2 separate regions of the Homo sapiens genome follow, and region 1 is linked to region 2. Evidence: chromatin loops called from intact Hi-C (ENCODE). Cell type or tissue: heart right ventricle. All regions are shown on one strand. Links, peaks and the distances in the headings refer to the core of each region. The heading gives the core; the rest is flanking DNA.

Evidence for each region. Hi-C counts contacts between places; a loop is a spot of excess contacts. Peaks named below come from ENCODE experiments on the same cell type or tissue, not always from the same donor. Only the 100,000 strongest peaks of a DNase experiment are listed, where the experiment ranks them.
Region 1: a loop joins it to region 2, with 2.1 times the contacts of the local background. A loop is called at or near these places in 3 of 110 quality-filtered maps.

What each region holds. Positions count from the first base shown.
Region 1 is chr12:50,840,882-50,849,110 of GRCh38, forward strand. TMPRSS12 (transmembrane serine protease 12) reads left to right here and starts at 2,045. Exons shown (of 5, transcript NM_182559.3): 1 at 2,045-2,270; 2 at 2,961-3,156. The coding sequence starts at 2,084. It also overlaps the pseudogene RN7SL519P. In heart right ventricle, for the core only: no CTCF peak of the experiment used is centred there; no DNase peak of the experiment used is centred there; H3K4me3 peaks cover 543 bases; H3K27me3 peaks cover 273 bases.
Region 2 is chr12:50,960,992-50,969,220 of GRCh38, forward strand. It overlaps HIGD1C (HIG1 hypoxia inducible domain family member 1C), which reads left to right. Exons shown (of 5, transcript NM_001109619.4): 4 at 1-111. It also overlaps a transcript of SLC11A2 not described here. Among named protein-coding and RNA genes, the nearest start is that of HIGD1C, 13 kb to the left of the region's middle. In heart right ventricle, for the core only: no CTCF peak of the experiment used is centred there; no DNase peak of the experiment used is centred there.

The DNA of each region.
Region 1 (8,229 bases), core at 2,038-7,037, 120 kb before region 2:
CTGTGGGTCAGAACTTTTAAGTGTAGTTTGGCTGGGTGTCTCTGACTTAAGGTCTCTCATGAGGTTGCAGTTAGGGTGTCAGCCAGCACTGTGGTCTCATCTGAAGGTGTGATCGGGGAAGATCTGCCTCTAAGCAGATCATGCGGTGTTGCATGATTCAGCTTTTCGTGGCTGTTCAACTGAGGACTTCAGTTCCTCAATGGCTCTTGCTGGCAGCCTCTCTACAGGGCCACAGGGCAGCTTACAACATGGCAGCAGCTTTACCTTAGAGCAACAGGACTGCAGAGAGTGCTCAGGACAGAAGTCACAATCTTTTTATAACCTAATCTTGAAAGTGGTAGCCCATCACCTCTACTTTCTATTTACTAGAAGTGAGTCACGAAATCCAGCCAACACTAAAGGAGAGGGAACTGACTAAGGCTGTGAATACCAGGAGACAGGGTTCATTGGCGGGCATTTTGTAGGCTACCTACCATACCAGAGGATATTTGTCTGCAGATAGGAGTGATCCCACCAAAGACAGGAAATGACAATGCAGGAGAGGAGAAAAGGCAGAGGAAATCCAGGAAGAAGACCTCTGCAGTTATTGATCCACTGCCTTTTTCATTTTATTTGGAGAGATGGGGTCTTGCTTTGTTGCCCAGGCTGGAGTACTGTGGCTATTCACAGGCATGATCTCACTACCAATCAACACAGGAATTTTGATCAACTCCATTTCCAGTCTGGGCCAGTTACCCCTCCTTAGGCAACCTGGTGGTTCCCCACTACCCGAAGGTCACCATATTGATGCCAAACTTAGTTGACCAGTTGACATAGCATACTACAGTCCAGAACTCCTGGGCTCAAGCAATCCTCCTGCCTCAGCCTCCTGAGTAGTAAAACTAAAAAATATATTGTTTAAAGCAGTGCTGTATAATAGAACTACAGGCATGTGCCACCGTGCCCAGCCCACTGCCTGTGTCACTGCTATTTGATGACTTGGCTGCATATACTTGCTTTATGAGTATGTTAAACCTCTACTATCTGTCATAGCAAGACCCGTCATCCTTATCACGTTGGCTATGGGTTTAAAAAAAGAAAAAAAAAGTCATCTTGCCTTGTTTACAAAGGCATACACAATCTGACCACATCTCACACACACAGAAATACACACACCCCAACTGTGTTTTTCTCCTCCTAATATCACCTTCCACTAAAATATCTGGGGAATAAGGACTTTGTTTCTTGTCAGCCCTCAGAGATCAGCTCATGCTGCAATTTGTTTCTCCAATATCACCTCCTCCACCCCAATTTCGGCACAGCTCTGAGACTCTGCTCCCTTCCCCACATGTTACCATGTGTAAGCCCCAAACTCATATACTCCTTTTATCTAATGCTGCCAACTGCACCAGCCTCGGAAGGATGGTATGAGCAAGGCAACTGTCCTTTTATTGACCTCTACGTTAACTCTCCACCACCTCACCAACTTCCCACAGCCCACACGGTCTTCTTATTACTGAAGGTGTTGGGTTAACAAAGGCAAAGTTCAGTATAGGTCAAGATAGGAATGACAGAACAATTTAAAACTGAACATTAGGTATCACTCTTAAAAACTCTGGGTTATGTTAAAGAAAAATTATTCAGTGATACTCATTAAAGCACAGCAAGGCAGACTTTATTCAGGACCATCCAGATAGGGATAGGGACCATGGCAATGGGATTTTGTAATGGGTAGAGGGACTGGGCTAAAATCCAAACAGAGCAGAGCCAAGGGAGAATTTACAGCCACGGAGCAGGAGAGACGTGTCAGTGGATGGAAAATTACTAAGAGGTAGCATCAGGAGTAATGGCATTCCGGCTAACCGACCTAACAGGATTCTTGCTGGACAGGCCAGGGTGATCAGACATCACCTGGGGGATAGTGGTGGATGAGGAAGCCGATCAGACCTTGAGGGTGAGGGGTTCTTTCTAAACTGACCTACCTATTCCTCGGCCGCCTCCCACACCTCCGGGCCTCACTCGCGCCTCCCCGCCAGGCCGTGCGCCCCGCGTGCCCAGGGCGGGTGGGAAGTACCTGCCGCCATCTTGCTCACCAGCCTCCAAAATGCGGCTGGGGCTCCTGAGCGTGGCGCTGTTGTTTGTGGGGAGCTCTCACTTATACTCAGACCACTACTCGCCCTCTGGAAGGCACAGGCTCGGCCCCTCGCCGGAACCGGCGGCTAGTTCCCAGCAGGCTGAGGCCGTCCGCAAGAGGCTCCGGCGGCGGAGGGAGGGAGGGGCGCATGCAGAGGGCAGTACCTGTTCGTGCCTGTCTCTGGGGAGCCTCTCTTACCTTTTCCCCACCGCTATAGTCTTTGAATTCGGGTTTCTCCTTTTCTGTTGTCCCAATGGCCTTTAACCAAAATTTTACATACCTAAGCAGTTTCTAGACCGGCTGTAATAACAGTAGTTGTAATAGTGAAATGACACATTTGTATTGTGAATCTGTATTTTCTCCTCAAAACATTCTGGGTTTTATCATCCCCATTTTATAGATTAATAAGTCAGGGGATAAAGAGTTGAAAGGGAGGGCTATTAGGTGACCATTTCATACTATAGTTGAGAAAAATTAGCCCAACAAGTGAAATGGTGAGCATTAGAATTTGCGGCTCTCGACTCACCGTTCCCAGGCTCTTTAACTGCTATTTCACACAGGGAAGAATGTGATACGTGGCCAAAAATTTTTATTTTTATATTTTTGGGGAATAGAGTTTTAAAATTAATGAATTGTGTTGACTTCATGTCTATTTGTAAGTAATCGATTATGGCATATTTGTCTTAACTCTCCAAGTTTCTTTCAAAATATGGGCGTGTCTCCGGTATGTTAGCTTGCTTTGTGTTTTTAACATAGGAATTTAAAGGATTGCATTAATATGTTCAGCTTAGGAAGTAACACATACTATAGATGCTCAGTCCAAATAATATATCATTTTTATTTTTAGATTGTGGAACAGCACCGCTTAAGGATGTGTTGCAAGGGTCTCGGATTATAGGGGGCACCGAAGCACAAGCTGGCGCATGGCCGTGGGTGGTGAGCCTGCAGATTAAATATGGCCGTGTTCTTGTTCATGTATGTGGGGGAACCCTAGTGAGAGAGAGGTGGGTCCTCACAGCTGCCCACTGCACTAAAGACGCTAGGTACGTATTCAGAACACAACTATTTTTATGCTCTTAGGGGATATTTTGAAGTGATAGAGGACCATTTAACTTCAGCCATTTTCAGCTAAGCTATGTTTGCAAATAGCCATAATGCCTTATATATAGTACAGTGTATTTGTTGAAAGGAATCCTTTATTTATTATTATTATTATTATACTTTAAGTTCTGGGGTACATGTGCAGAACGTGCAGGTTTGTTACATAGGTATACATGTCCATGGTGGTTTGCTGCACCCATCAACCCATCATCTAACTACATTAGGTATTTCTCTTAATGCTATCCCTCCCCTAGCCCCCTACCCAGGAATCCTTTATTTTTTACTTTTTTTTTTTTGAAATGGAGTGTCACTCTGTTACCCAGGCTGGAGTGCAGTGGTGCAATCTTGGCTCACTGCAACCTCCGCCTCCTGGGTTCATGCGATTCTTCTGCCTCAGCCCCCGGAGTAGCTGGAATTACAGATGCCTGCCATCATGTCCAGCTAATTTTTGTATTTTTAGTAGAAAAGGGGGTTTCACCATGTTGGCCAGGCTGGTCTTGAACTCTTAACCTCACGTGATCTGCCCGCCTCAGCCTCCCAAAGTTCTGGGATTACAGGTGTAAGCCACCATGCTCGATCATGGATCTTTTAAATTAGAGGCTGGTAAACTTCCTATAAAGGTAGTAAATATTTTACACTTTGAAGGTCATATGGTCTCTCTCACAATTGCATGAAAACCAGCACTGAAAATAAGTAATTGAATGAGTGTGGCTATAATCCAATAAAACTTTATGAACACTGAAATCTGAATTTCATATGTTTAACGTGTCATGAAATATTGTGGTTGATTCAGCCATTTAAAAATGTAGAGTAGGGCATGTTGGCTCATATTTGTTATCCCAATGCTTTGGGAAGCCAAGACGGGAGGATCACTTGAGGCCAGGAGTTTGAGACCAGCCTGGGAAATATAGCGAGACCCTGTCTCTATATTTAAAAAAATTGTTAATGTAAAAAACATGCTTTATGGACTGTATGAAAACAAGAGACATGCCAGATTTGGCCTTCACTATTAGACTCTTTGAAAAAGAGACTCTCTTTGCTTCATCTCCATTGACCCATAAAATCCAACTGCAGTCTGATTTTTGTGGCCAAATGCTGTTAAAGATCCACTTCCATGCCAAATCCAATGACTTCATCTCAGTTCCCATCCTTTTTGACCTCTACAGCCTTTGGCAATGTTGACCACATTCTCTTCTTGAAATTATCTCTTTTCTTGATTTCTAAGACACCATTCTCTACTTTTTTCTCCTGCTTCTTTGATGAGTCTTTGTCATCCTTTACATTGCAGTGTTTTCTAGAGTTTGCCCTCTGCCCTCTGTCATTCTGTACTCTTTCCTAGAGATGTCTAATCTACCTCTGTTTCAGCAATCACCATGTGCTGTCAACTCCTAGGTCTCTCCTGATGAGTCATATTTCCAGCTTTATTGGAGTCACATTTTAAATAAGTCCAAAATGGAATTTACTTTCCTCTGATACTATTTCTTCTCTATTTTCTCAGTTGATAGCATCATCAACAGCTCCATTACCCAGAGAGTTATCTAATTTCTCCCACTTCAGCTATCCAAGTAGTCTCCAAGGCCTGTGAAGGCTCTCTGTGCAGTATCTTACATTTGCTTCTTCTGTCCCTCCACCCTCCCTACTGATTAAAAGTACATCCAGAATATCAGTCTCTATATTCCTAGCTTATGACTTATCATACTTATATTTACACTACTACTTTGATAATAACTATCCTAATTAATATGAAATGGTAGCTCATTGTGGCTTTTATTTCCATTTCCCAAATTACTAGTGATGTTAGGCATCTTTCTATGTGCTTATTGGCCATTTGTATATCTTCTTTGGAGGAATGTCTATTCAAGTCCTTTGTCCATTTTTGAACTGGGCTCTTTGCTTTTTTGTTGTTGAGTTGTAGGAGTTCTTTATGTATTCTGGATATTAATCTGTTGTCAGACACATTATTTGCAAATATTTTCTCCCATTCTGTGGGTCATCTTTTCACTCTCGATATTGTCCTTTGATACACAAAAGCTTTTAATTTTGATGAAGTCAAATTTATCTATTTTTTTTCTTTTGTTGCCTGTGTTTCTGGTGTAATATGTAAGAAATCATTATATCAAATCCAGTATCACGAAGCTTTTCCCCTATGTTTTCTTCTAAGAGTTTTATAGCTTTAGCTCTTAGATTTAGGTCTTTGATTCATTTTGAGTCCATTTTTGCATAAGGTATCAGGTAAGGGTACAATTTCATTGTTTTACGTGCAGCTATCAAGTTTCCCCAGCACCATCTATTGAAAAGTTTGTCCTTTCCCCATTAGATGGTATTGGCATCTTCATTGAAAATCAATTGATCATATAGAGAGGGTGTATTTCTGGGCTCTCAATTCTTCTCCACTGATGTATATATCTGTCCTTATGCTAGTATCACACACTCTTTGGATTAGTATGGATCTATAGTAAGTATTTTTTCTTGGTGGTGTTTTTGTTTTTTGTTTTGTTTTTTAGACAGAGCCTTGCTTTGTCACCCAGGTTGGCATGCAGTGGCATGATCTCAGCTCACTGCAACCTCCACCTCCCAGGCTCAGGTGATCCTCCCACCTCAGCCTCCTGAATAGCTGGGACTACAGGTGTGCACCACCATGTCTGACTAATTTTTGTATTTTTTTGTAGAGACAGAGTTTCACTATGTTGCCCAGGCTGGTCTGAAACTCCTGGGCTCAAGTGATCTTCCCAGTTTGGCCTCCCAAAGTGGTAACTGCAGGTGTGAGCAACTGCATCCGGCCTGCAGTAAGTTTTGAAATCAGGAAATGTGAGCCCTCCAACTTTGTTCTTATTTTTCAAGATTATTTTAGCTATTTGGAGTCTCTTAATATTCCATATGAATTTTAGGATGGGTTTTTCTGTTTCTGCAAAAAAAAAAATGTCATTGGGATTTTGATAGGGATTGCATTCAGTCTAAAAACTTTTTTTTTTTTTTTTTTTGAGACGGAGTCTCGCTCTGTTGCCCAGGCTGGAGTGCAGTGGCGCGATCTCGGCTCACTGCAAGCTCCGCCTCCCGGGTTCAGGCCATTCTCCTGCCTCAGCCTCCCGCGTAGCTGGGACTACAGGCGCCCCCCACCATGCCTGGCTAATTTTTGTATTTTTAGTAGAGACGGGGTTTCACCGTGTTAGCCAGGATGGTCTCCATCTCCTGACCTCGTGATCCGCCCGTCTCGGCCTCCCAAAGTGCTGGGATTACAGGCGTGAGCCACTGTGCCCGGCCCCTAAAAACTCTTTAAAAAGTTTACAGTCTACAGAGCAATATGGGGAAGTCCACTTTTTCCCATATTGGGGAAAAGATTGCTTTGGGTGGTTCTGTCATCCTTTTGTTTTTTTTATTTTTATTTATTTTTATTTTTTATGAGAGGGAGTTTCGCTCTTGTTGCCTAGGCTGGAGTGCTACAAGAAGACATAAATGAATAAATGAAAATACATCCTGTGTTCATGGATTGGAGGACAGTATTATAAGATGACAGAACCTGCTGGGTGTGGTGGCTCACACCTGTAATCCCAGCACTTTGGGAGGCTGAGGCAGGAGGATCACCTGAGGTCAGAAGTTTGAGACCAGCCTGGCCAACATGGTGAAACCCTGTCTCTACTAGAAATACAAAATATTAGCCAGGCGTGGTGGTGGGTGCCTGTGATCCCAGCTACTCGGCAGGACAATCACTTGAACCTGGGAGGCGGAGGTTGCAGTGAGCTAGATCATGCCACTGAACTCCAGCCTGGGCGAAAGAGCGAGACTTCATCTCAAAAAAAGAGAAAAAATATATATATATATATACACATATATATTCTTCAACTAGATCAGCGTGAGGGAGATGCTTAGGTCTGAGTTCTTTCACCAGTAATATGAGGTACGGGACTACTTGGCCAAGTTTAGTTATTAGTGTCTAGTTTTTTACACTAGTTACTGGAAGACAGGCTTGTCCTTTTTCATCAAGTTTATGGTGATAACTTTATGTTTTAAGTATTTTTTGCAGGTTTGGAAACTCTGTTGGAAAGTTGATTTCTATTTTGAAGGCCCCTTTATCAAATAAAAGGTTGTCAGGAAAAAAAAAAAAAGCCTTGCCAAGTCAATAAATGAGATTTATCAAGTTGGATGCTTGTTATTATAAAGTATTTAATTTCACATTGGTAGATATCTTCAAGCTCCCTCATCGACTTCCTGCTGGCCACTGTGTTGGATTTGCCTTCCCCACTTCCCACCCAGAAATCGGTTTAGTCTCTAAGAACCAGTCATGGTCTTTACTCCTTTTCAAAGCACTGGATTCTGATATGCAGCCAGATTCATCACATGAGGAATGATATTTGGGGCGGAGCTGTCTATAGCTAGGTGTCTCTGAAGGGATTGTTTTTGTCGTTGTTGTTTTGTTTTTTGTCTGCCCTTTTTCTCCCTTTCACTGAATGGCTTCCTTATAACATGAACTTACATATGATGTGTTATCATTCTACCTCATAATCTTTCAGTTTCAGCTCCTATTGCCAACTGGCCTTCTCATCAATTTTCATGGTGAATTATCTGATTATCCCAACCCAGCTTTTCAATCAGGTGATACCACCATTGCTCAATTTATGAATAAACCTTTATTAGAGGCCCACCCCTTTCCCAGAGAGCTGTGGTCAGGGGATCTGGGGTCATGTATTAAATGAGAGCACCTTGACAACAGAGTGGGCAGGGCACTCATCCTTGCATAGGATATGGATATGAGTATATAAGCACCAATGGATATTTCTTTTTGTTTGTTTGAGACAGGGTCTTGCTCTATCACCTAGGCTGGAGTGCAGTAGCACAGTCTTGGCTCACTGCAGCATCAATCTCCCAGGATAAATTGGTCCTCCCACTTCAGCCTCCCCAGTAGCTGGGACTACAGGCATGTGCTACCATGTCTAATTTTTGTGTTTTTTGTAGAGATGGGGTTTTGCTATATTGCCCAGGCTGGTCTCTAACTCCTAAGCTCAAGCTATTTTCCTACC
Region 2 (8,229 bases), core at 2,060-7,059:
TGTCCTGTGGTCTTTACAAGCTAAAGTACAGAAGAGATCAGAAAATGTCAATTCATCTTATTCACATGAGAGTTGCTGCCCAAGGATTTGTTGTTGGAGCTGTGACTCTAGGTAACCCGCTTAATTTGTATCTTATGTTCAGCTGTCTTTGAGAGTACATTTATTTATTTTATTCATTCATAGTAGAAGATGAATGTTGGGTCACAATGATGTAATGAGAGAGGGGTAGGAAAGACTGATCTTCCCTTAGTTGAGGTTGTGGCCCAGTTGTGCGCTTAATTTTTTATGAATGCAGCTGACAAAAACTGACAAAACCTATGGTAGAAAACTAGGGCAATGGGCTGTTCTTCTCTTTAGTGAAGGGAGTGGTGAATAGTTCCTATCCTATAACTCAAGCGCAGCAGTTATGGATAGATCACAGCCTATATTGTGGCTGTGATCCCCATCTCATGGCTAAGAGCAGCGATCGTATTTCCCAGCCTATCTGAACAGCAAATGTAGTTATTAGCTTAGGAAGAAGACATTTTTAGAGTCCACAAATCTCATCTGCCTTCTTCTTTCCTTCCAAGTTTCAGCAATAGGCAAATCTTTTTTTATTAGTCCATAAATTAAGCAAGACCTACCAGTCAAATCCAAAGAAAAGGTATAAAATTGTCTTCATTAATTCAGGTTATACCCAGAGCTAAATCAGGTAGTTCTAACAAGAAGTCCATTTTAGGACCTAAATTAATCTAAATTTGTTTGGCCTACATTAATGAGAACAGGTCACAATACTCTTAAGTCCCCTTCATGACGTGCAGAGTGGAGTCATCCTGCGTAGGATGGAAATTACAGAATGATGGGCATGGGGCTTGCAAGGAAAGTTACGTGGTAATAATCTTATTACTGTGAGCTGTAATGTGCTCCAAATACAGGAAGCCTTACTACAAAGTTACAGTCCTCATTTTCATCATTCAGCAAACATTGATTGAATGCCTGCTATGTACCAGACACTGTTTAGAAATATGACTCAGTCCCTACCCTTAAACAGTTTAGTCTCCTTAGGAAGACAGACCAAGAAAGAAAGAAGACAATATAAAGTTATAGATGCCGTGACAGAAATAGCACAGGCTGGCTGGGCGCAGTGGCTTGCACCTGTGATCCCACCACTTTGGGATGCCGAGGCGGGCAGATCAACTGAGGTAAGGAGTTCGATACCAGCCTGGCCAACATGGCAAAACCCCATCTCTACTAAAAAAATTACACACACACACACACACACACACAAAATAGCTGGGTGTGGTGGCACATGCCTGTAATCCCAGCTACTTGGGGGAGGCTGAGGCAGGAGAATCGCTTGAATCTGGGAGGTGGAGGTTGCAGTGAGCCGAGATCATGCCTTTGCACTCCAGCCTGGGCAATAAGAGTGAAACTCCATCTAAAAAAAAGCCAGGCACGGTGGCTCATGCCTGTAATCCCAGCACTTTGGGAGGCCAAGGCAGGAGGATCACTTAGGGTCAGGAGTTCAAGACCAGCCTGGCCAACATGGTGAAACCCTATCTCTACTAAAAATACAAAAATTAGCCAGGTGTGGCATGCGCCTGTAGTCACAGCTACTTGGGAGGCTGAGGCAAGAGAATCGCTTGAACCTGGGAGGCAGAGGTTGCAGTGAGTCGAAATCATGCCACTGCACTTTAGCCTGGGCATCAGAGCAAGACTCCATCTCAAAAAAAGAAAAAAAAATTTTTTTGCTATGGAAGCACAAACACAAGGGAGTGGTATTTAACTAGGGCTGGGAGGCCAGAGGAGGCTTCTTTAAGGATGTAAACCATGTACTGAACCAAGAATAAGGAGGAATTAACTAAGCAGAGAAGGACCTCAGGATTCTAGGCAGAGGAAAAAACAAAGGCACAGAAGCATGGCATGTAAGTGGAACTCTACATAGCTTGGTAGGCGAATCAGTGTTTGAGGAGAAAAGCAACACTACTAGTAGTAATGTTTAATGAGGGATTTATTACAGGTATTTGAACTTATATAATTATGAGGCTCTTGCTTATGAAATCTGGAGCTGGGGCCTGAAGTGAGCCGGGAAAGGAATTAGAAAAGAAAGGAAAGTAGGCCAGGCATGGTGGTTTGCACCTGTAATCCCAGCACTTTGGGAGGCCGAGGCAGGGGTATCACTTGAGGTCAGGAGTTTGAGACAAGCCTGGTCAACATGGTGAAACCCCATCTCTACTTAAAATACAAAAATTGGCTGGGAGTAGTGGTGCATGCCTGTAATCCCAGCTACTCAGGAGGCTGAAGTAGGAGAATTGCTCGAACCTGGGAAGCGGAGGCTGCAGTGAACCAAAACCACGCCACTGCACTCCAGCCTGGGTGAAAGGGCAAGACTCCATCTCAAAAAAAAAAAAAAAAAAAAAAAAGAAAAGAAAAGAAAGGAAAGTAGAAGCAAGGAAAATCCAGAACCTGCAAAGATGAGCTAGAACAATACACAGGACAGACTGGAACCCTTGTGGGTTTTCAGCCATCTCCAAGCCTCCACATTCACTGACGGAGGTGAAATATAGAAAATGCCAATGCCTTTCATCCTGGGGCTAAACATGGAGCTGGCAAAGGGGTCAGAGAAGGTGAAGGAGAAAATTCAGCAGGAGCCATGGTGGCTGTGCTCATGATTGCTGAACCCTGCCAATAAAGTGAGCCAGCAGAGAAGCAAAACTGTACCGCAACAGTGTCTTCCAGACATAAGAAGAATTCGACTGCTGCATCATTTCCACCTTCTAAATCTCATACAGGATGTCTCTTTTGCACTAACCCTGGTAATAAAAGGAAAGGAATTCTGGAAAATGCAGTTACAGGCTACTTCAACTGACATAATATAAGCCTACCACTGTCCAGCCCTTGTCAACTTGACATCCATATATACCTCTATTAATTACTCTTAACTTCCAAATAAAGACAGTGTCAAAATCAGCCACCCCTTGTATATCCAAAAGCATGCTAGTTATCTCCCAAAAGAGGATACAGAATCCCTTCATACGTCTTTGGATGATGATGATTCCTCTTTGAGCTGAATCACATTCCCCTTTGATATCCTATGACTTAAATCCTGAGATATAAGGTTGAATCCTATTAACACTTCTTATGTTAGATGATAGGTAAATGGACGTGGGGAATAGAAAAAAATTGGGCTAATCTATACATAAATGCATTCATATCAAAATAAGGAAGAAACACTCCTAAATATCACAGTCTGTTTCTGCAGCTGGTCAGATGGTTATTGCTAGTATTATATCTATATTCATCCACTACACATTTCATATCCCCTTTGCTTTCAGCAAGTACCTTGGCTACTCATGGTTATTTGACTGGTGGGGTGACCCAAACCTTCATTCCTTCATGCCTAACCTGGATTATTAGGCATCCTGCCTGTGTTGGATTTAGTTTTCCATTGTCTTTAATCACAGGACATGGGAGTACCAAGAAGTGCCCTAAAAGATATAATGCATTCCAATTTCCCCTTGATGTTCAGAACAAATTAATATAATGAACTAAAGGGATGTCCTGTGTAATGAAGAGATGATCAAGGTCCCTGCAGACTAGATTATGACATACGGCTGGAGAGTTCACACAGCCCTGATATTAGGCAGTGAAAGCATACTGTGGGCCCTGCCAGGTGAAAGCAAATGCTTCTGATTATCTTTAGTAAAAGATATACAGAAAAAAGCATTCAACCAGATTAACAGCTGCATACCAAAAAGCAAATGTTATGTTGATTTGCTCCAGCAGCAAAACCACATCTGGATAGCAGAGTGACCACCTGATTAAGTTTATAGGAATAGTATCATTCTCCAAGATCCATCTGTCTTCTGCCAAATAGGCAAACTAAATGGGGATGTTTTAGGAATCACCACTCTGGTATCTTTTTTCAAAGACTTTTTGTAGAGGCAGAGTCTCACTATGTTGCCCAAGCTCAAACTCCTGACCTCAAGCAATCCTCCTGCCTTGGCCTCCCAAAGTGTTGGGATTACAGGCACGACCCATTGCATCTAGCCACTCTGGCATCTTTGAAGTCCTTGATGATGGCACTAATCTCTACAATCCCTCTAGGAGTAGGGTAATGCTTTTGTTTTATGTTTGTGGGTTTTTTTGTTTTTGTTTTTTGAGACAGGGTCTTGCTCTGTCACCCAAGTTGGAGTGTAGTGGTATGATCATGGCTCGCTACAGCCCCAAACTCCTGGGTTCAAGCAATCCACCCACCTCAGCCTCTTGAGTAGCTGGGACTACACGTGTGCACCACCATGCCTGGCTAATTTTTAATTTTTTTTTTTTTTTTGTAGAGGTGAAGTCTTGCTACATTGCCCAGGCTGATCTTCACCTGGTGGGCTCAAGCAATCCTCCCACCTCAGCCTCCCAAAGTGCTGGGATTACAGTTGTCAGCCACCGTGCCCAGCCACTGGTTTACTATTTTTCCTTCCACTTGGTATTTCCTACTATAATAGCCCTTACTTTGCAGGTCAGGGGACCAGTGTAAGAATTCTGACAGTTGATGAGTATGTCTATTCCAATTACACATTCCAGAACTGAGGAATAACAGAGAGTGGGTTCAGTGACCCACCAGGCTTGACTATGAAACAGACCCACAGCAAAACTCCATTAACCACCTGACCTCCACAAACCCCTACTTTGACTGGTAGGCCACACTCATTCTACCAAAGTATGGATTAGTGTCAATTTAGAACCAGGATTCAAAAATCCCCCATAAATGTGATTCTTTTCCCTTCCTTGGTGAACAGGTACCCTGGTAAATGAGCACAGGTCCCCTTTGGGAAAGGCTAGAAGGAAGACTTACATCTATTTTTGTCTGTCGAACATGGTCTTTCCTTAAGGGGATCTGGCTCCCTCTTCATTCAAGGGATTTCTGGGCCTGTGAAAATGACTCAATTCTAGGAATTGGTCAAGGAGCCCTGGCTCTTTATTGTGGTGATTCAAGTTAGACTTTTGTTCACCAAACCTAGAGCTTTTCTGCTTCTGCCCATAAGTTTCAGTTCTAGGGATACCATAATCAGTTAGCCAATGCCAAAGATCTCTGTGGCTTACTTAGACTATTCTGATGACCACTTAGGCTTTGCTGCCCATCACAACAATCATGCTTTCCTTGTCTTTGTCAATCAAATGCTACCACTTGACCCCCACAGCCTCAGGATCCCATCATCCCCATTGAATTTAGGGAGCCCAGCAGTTTGCACTGTCATTTCTGGCATACAGAGAACAGTCACCACAGGACTCTTGTCAGGGCTACCCTGACAAATGTCTTTCTCACAACCTTAGTTTAGGGAGTGGGTAAGCAGGATAAATTTACTCTAACATACCAATCTCCCTAATCCTTTGGATACCTACCTCTGTGGCAGTTTCTGAACCTCAGCACTACTGACATTTTGGGCTGGATTCTTCTTTGTTGTGGAGGATTGTCCCATGCATTGCAAGATGCCTAACAGCATCCCTGGTCTCCACCCAAGAGATGCCAGTAGAACTCCTTCCCACCTCCACACCCTCAGTTGTGACAACCAAAAACATCTCCAGACATTACCATATTTCCCTGGGGAACAAAACTGCCCCTGGTTGAGAACCATTACTCTACCAAGGAAGTTCTGGCATTTCAATTTCATTTAGTGGAGATTACCTTTTGGTCCAAGTTTCAGTCATTCTCAGACAGGATGGAAGGACTGCTTCTATTGGCAAAGGAGTCTCACTAAAATTTAAGTGTTCAAAGACCCATTTCATTTATGTCTGCCACATCTTCCCAATTTTCAGTGTCCCACTCCTTCTAAAGCAATGGTTTAACATAAGTGACTTTGTGAGGTTGGGGATTGAATTTGTATTGTGATGAGCCACTCACAGGATTCGGGAGGCCAAGGTGGGTAGATCATTTGAGGTCAGGAGTTCGAGAACAGCCTGGCCAACATGGTGAAACCCCCATCTCTGCTAAAAATCCAAAAATTAGCCAGGCATGGTGGCATGTGCCTGTAATCCCTGCTACTCGGGAGGCTGAGGTAGAATCACTTGAACCCAGGAGGCAGAGGTTGCAGTAGGCCAAGATCACACCACTGCACTTCAGCTTGGGTGATGGAGCAAGACTCAGTCTCAAAAAAAAAAAAAAGAAAGAGAAATAGGGTCTTGCTCTGTCACTCAGGCTGGAGTGCAGTGGTGCAATCATGGCTCACTGCAGCCTCAAACTCCTGGGCTCAAGATATCCTCCTGCCTCTTCTGGGCTTAAGAGATCCTCCTGCCTGCCTCATTCCCACAGAGCTGGGACTACAGGTATGCATCATCATGTCTGGCTAATTTTAAAATTTTTTCGTAGAGGTGGGATCTCCCTATGTTGCCCAGGCAAGTCTCAAATTCCTGGGCTCAAATGGTCCACTTGCCTCAGCCTCTCAAAGTGCTGGGATTACGGGCATGAGCTACCAGACCTGGCCTTTATTTTTTGTAGAAATGAGGGTCTCACTTCATTGCCCAAGCTGGTCTCGAACTCCTGACCTCAAGCGAACTCCCACCTCAGCTTCCCAAAGTGCTGGGATGACAGGTATAAGCCACCATGCCTGGCCTAATGGGTGATAATTTAAGAAACTATTTTGCTACTAAATGCCATGGACTGTTAGCATCCTCCTTATAACTGAAAACATGGCCATTAATGCCTTTAAATCTAAACGGATCAGAGAACCAATTCCGGATAACCCAGAACCATTTCAGAGAACCTATCATGCTGGTTCTGTTCCTCTGGAAGTACTTCTAATTCCAAACTGTATCAGTCAAGATTCAGACAAGCAAAACTACCAGTAGTGATATATAAAAAGTGATTTAGGCTGGGTGTATTGGGAGTCCAAGGCAGGAGAATCACTTGAGCCCAGGAGTTTGAGACCATTCTGGGCAACATGGCGAATACCCTATCTCTACAAAAAATTAAAAAGTTAGCCAGGCAAGCTGCATGCACCTGTGGTCCCAGCTACTCGGGAGGCTGAGATGAGAGGATGGCTTGAGCCCAGGAGGTCGAGGCTGCATGAGCCTTGCTCACGCCACTGCACTCCAGCCTTGGCCACAGAGCGAGGCATTGTCTCAAATAATAAGAAGAAGAAGGAGGAGGAGGAGGAGGAGGAGGAGAATGAGGAGGAGGAGGAGAAGGGATTTATTACAGAGATATGACCTTAAAACATTTTTGGAGTTGGCTAAACAGTTTATGCGAAGCTGTTGCTTATGTTTCTAATACTGGGGACTGAAGTCAGTAAGGCAGCAGTTGGGAAGGAAAGATAAACTGGAATCTGCAAGGATGAACTAGAACCCAAGAAGACAGATGAGAACTTGTCAGACTTACTGCCTCCCAACTTACCGTAATCTCCACTCCAGTTACACTGATTCTTTTTTTGTGTGTGTGTGGGGGGAGACAGGGTCTTGCTCTGTCATCCGGCTGGCGTGCAGTGGCGTGATCACGGTTCACAGCAACCTCAAACTCCTAGGCTCAAGTGATCCTCCCACCTCAGCTTCCCTAGCAGCTGGGACTACAGGCGTGTGCCACCATGCCCAGCTAATTTTTGTTTGTTTTGAGATGGAGTCTCACTCTGTTGCCCAGGCTGGAGTGCAATCTCAGCTCACTGCAACCTCCACCTCCCAGGTTCAAGTGATTCTCCTCACTTTGCCTCCTGAGTAGCTGGGATTACAGGCACCCGTCACCACACCTGGCTAATTTTTGTATTTTTAGTAGAGATGGGGTTTCGCCATGTTGGTCAGGCTGGTCTCAAACTCCTGACCTCAAGTGATCCACCCGCCTTGGCCTCCCAAAGTGCTGGGATTACAGGCATGAGCCACCACGCCTGACCCTAATTTTTTTATTTTTTTGTAGAAATGGGTCTCGCTATTTTGACTAGGCTGGTCTCTAACTCCTGGCCTCAAGTGATCCTCCTCCCTTGGCCTTCCAACGTGGTGGGATTACAGGCATGAGCCCCCACCACGCACCGCATTTATATTGTTTATAAATAAATGCACAGTTTAGCTGGGCACGGTGGCTCACGCCTATAATCCTAGCACTTTGGGAGGCAGAGGCGGGTGGATCACCTGAGGTCAGGAGTTCGAGACCAGCCTGGCCTACATGGTGAAACCCCATCTCTACTAAAAATACAAAATTAGCTGGGTGTGGTGGCGCACACCTATAGTCCCAGCTACTAGGGGGGCTGAGACAGGAGAATTGCTTGAATCTGG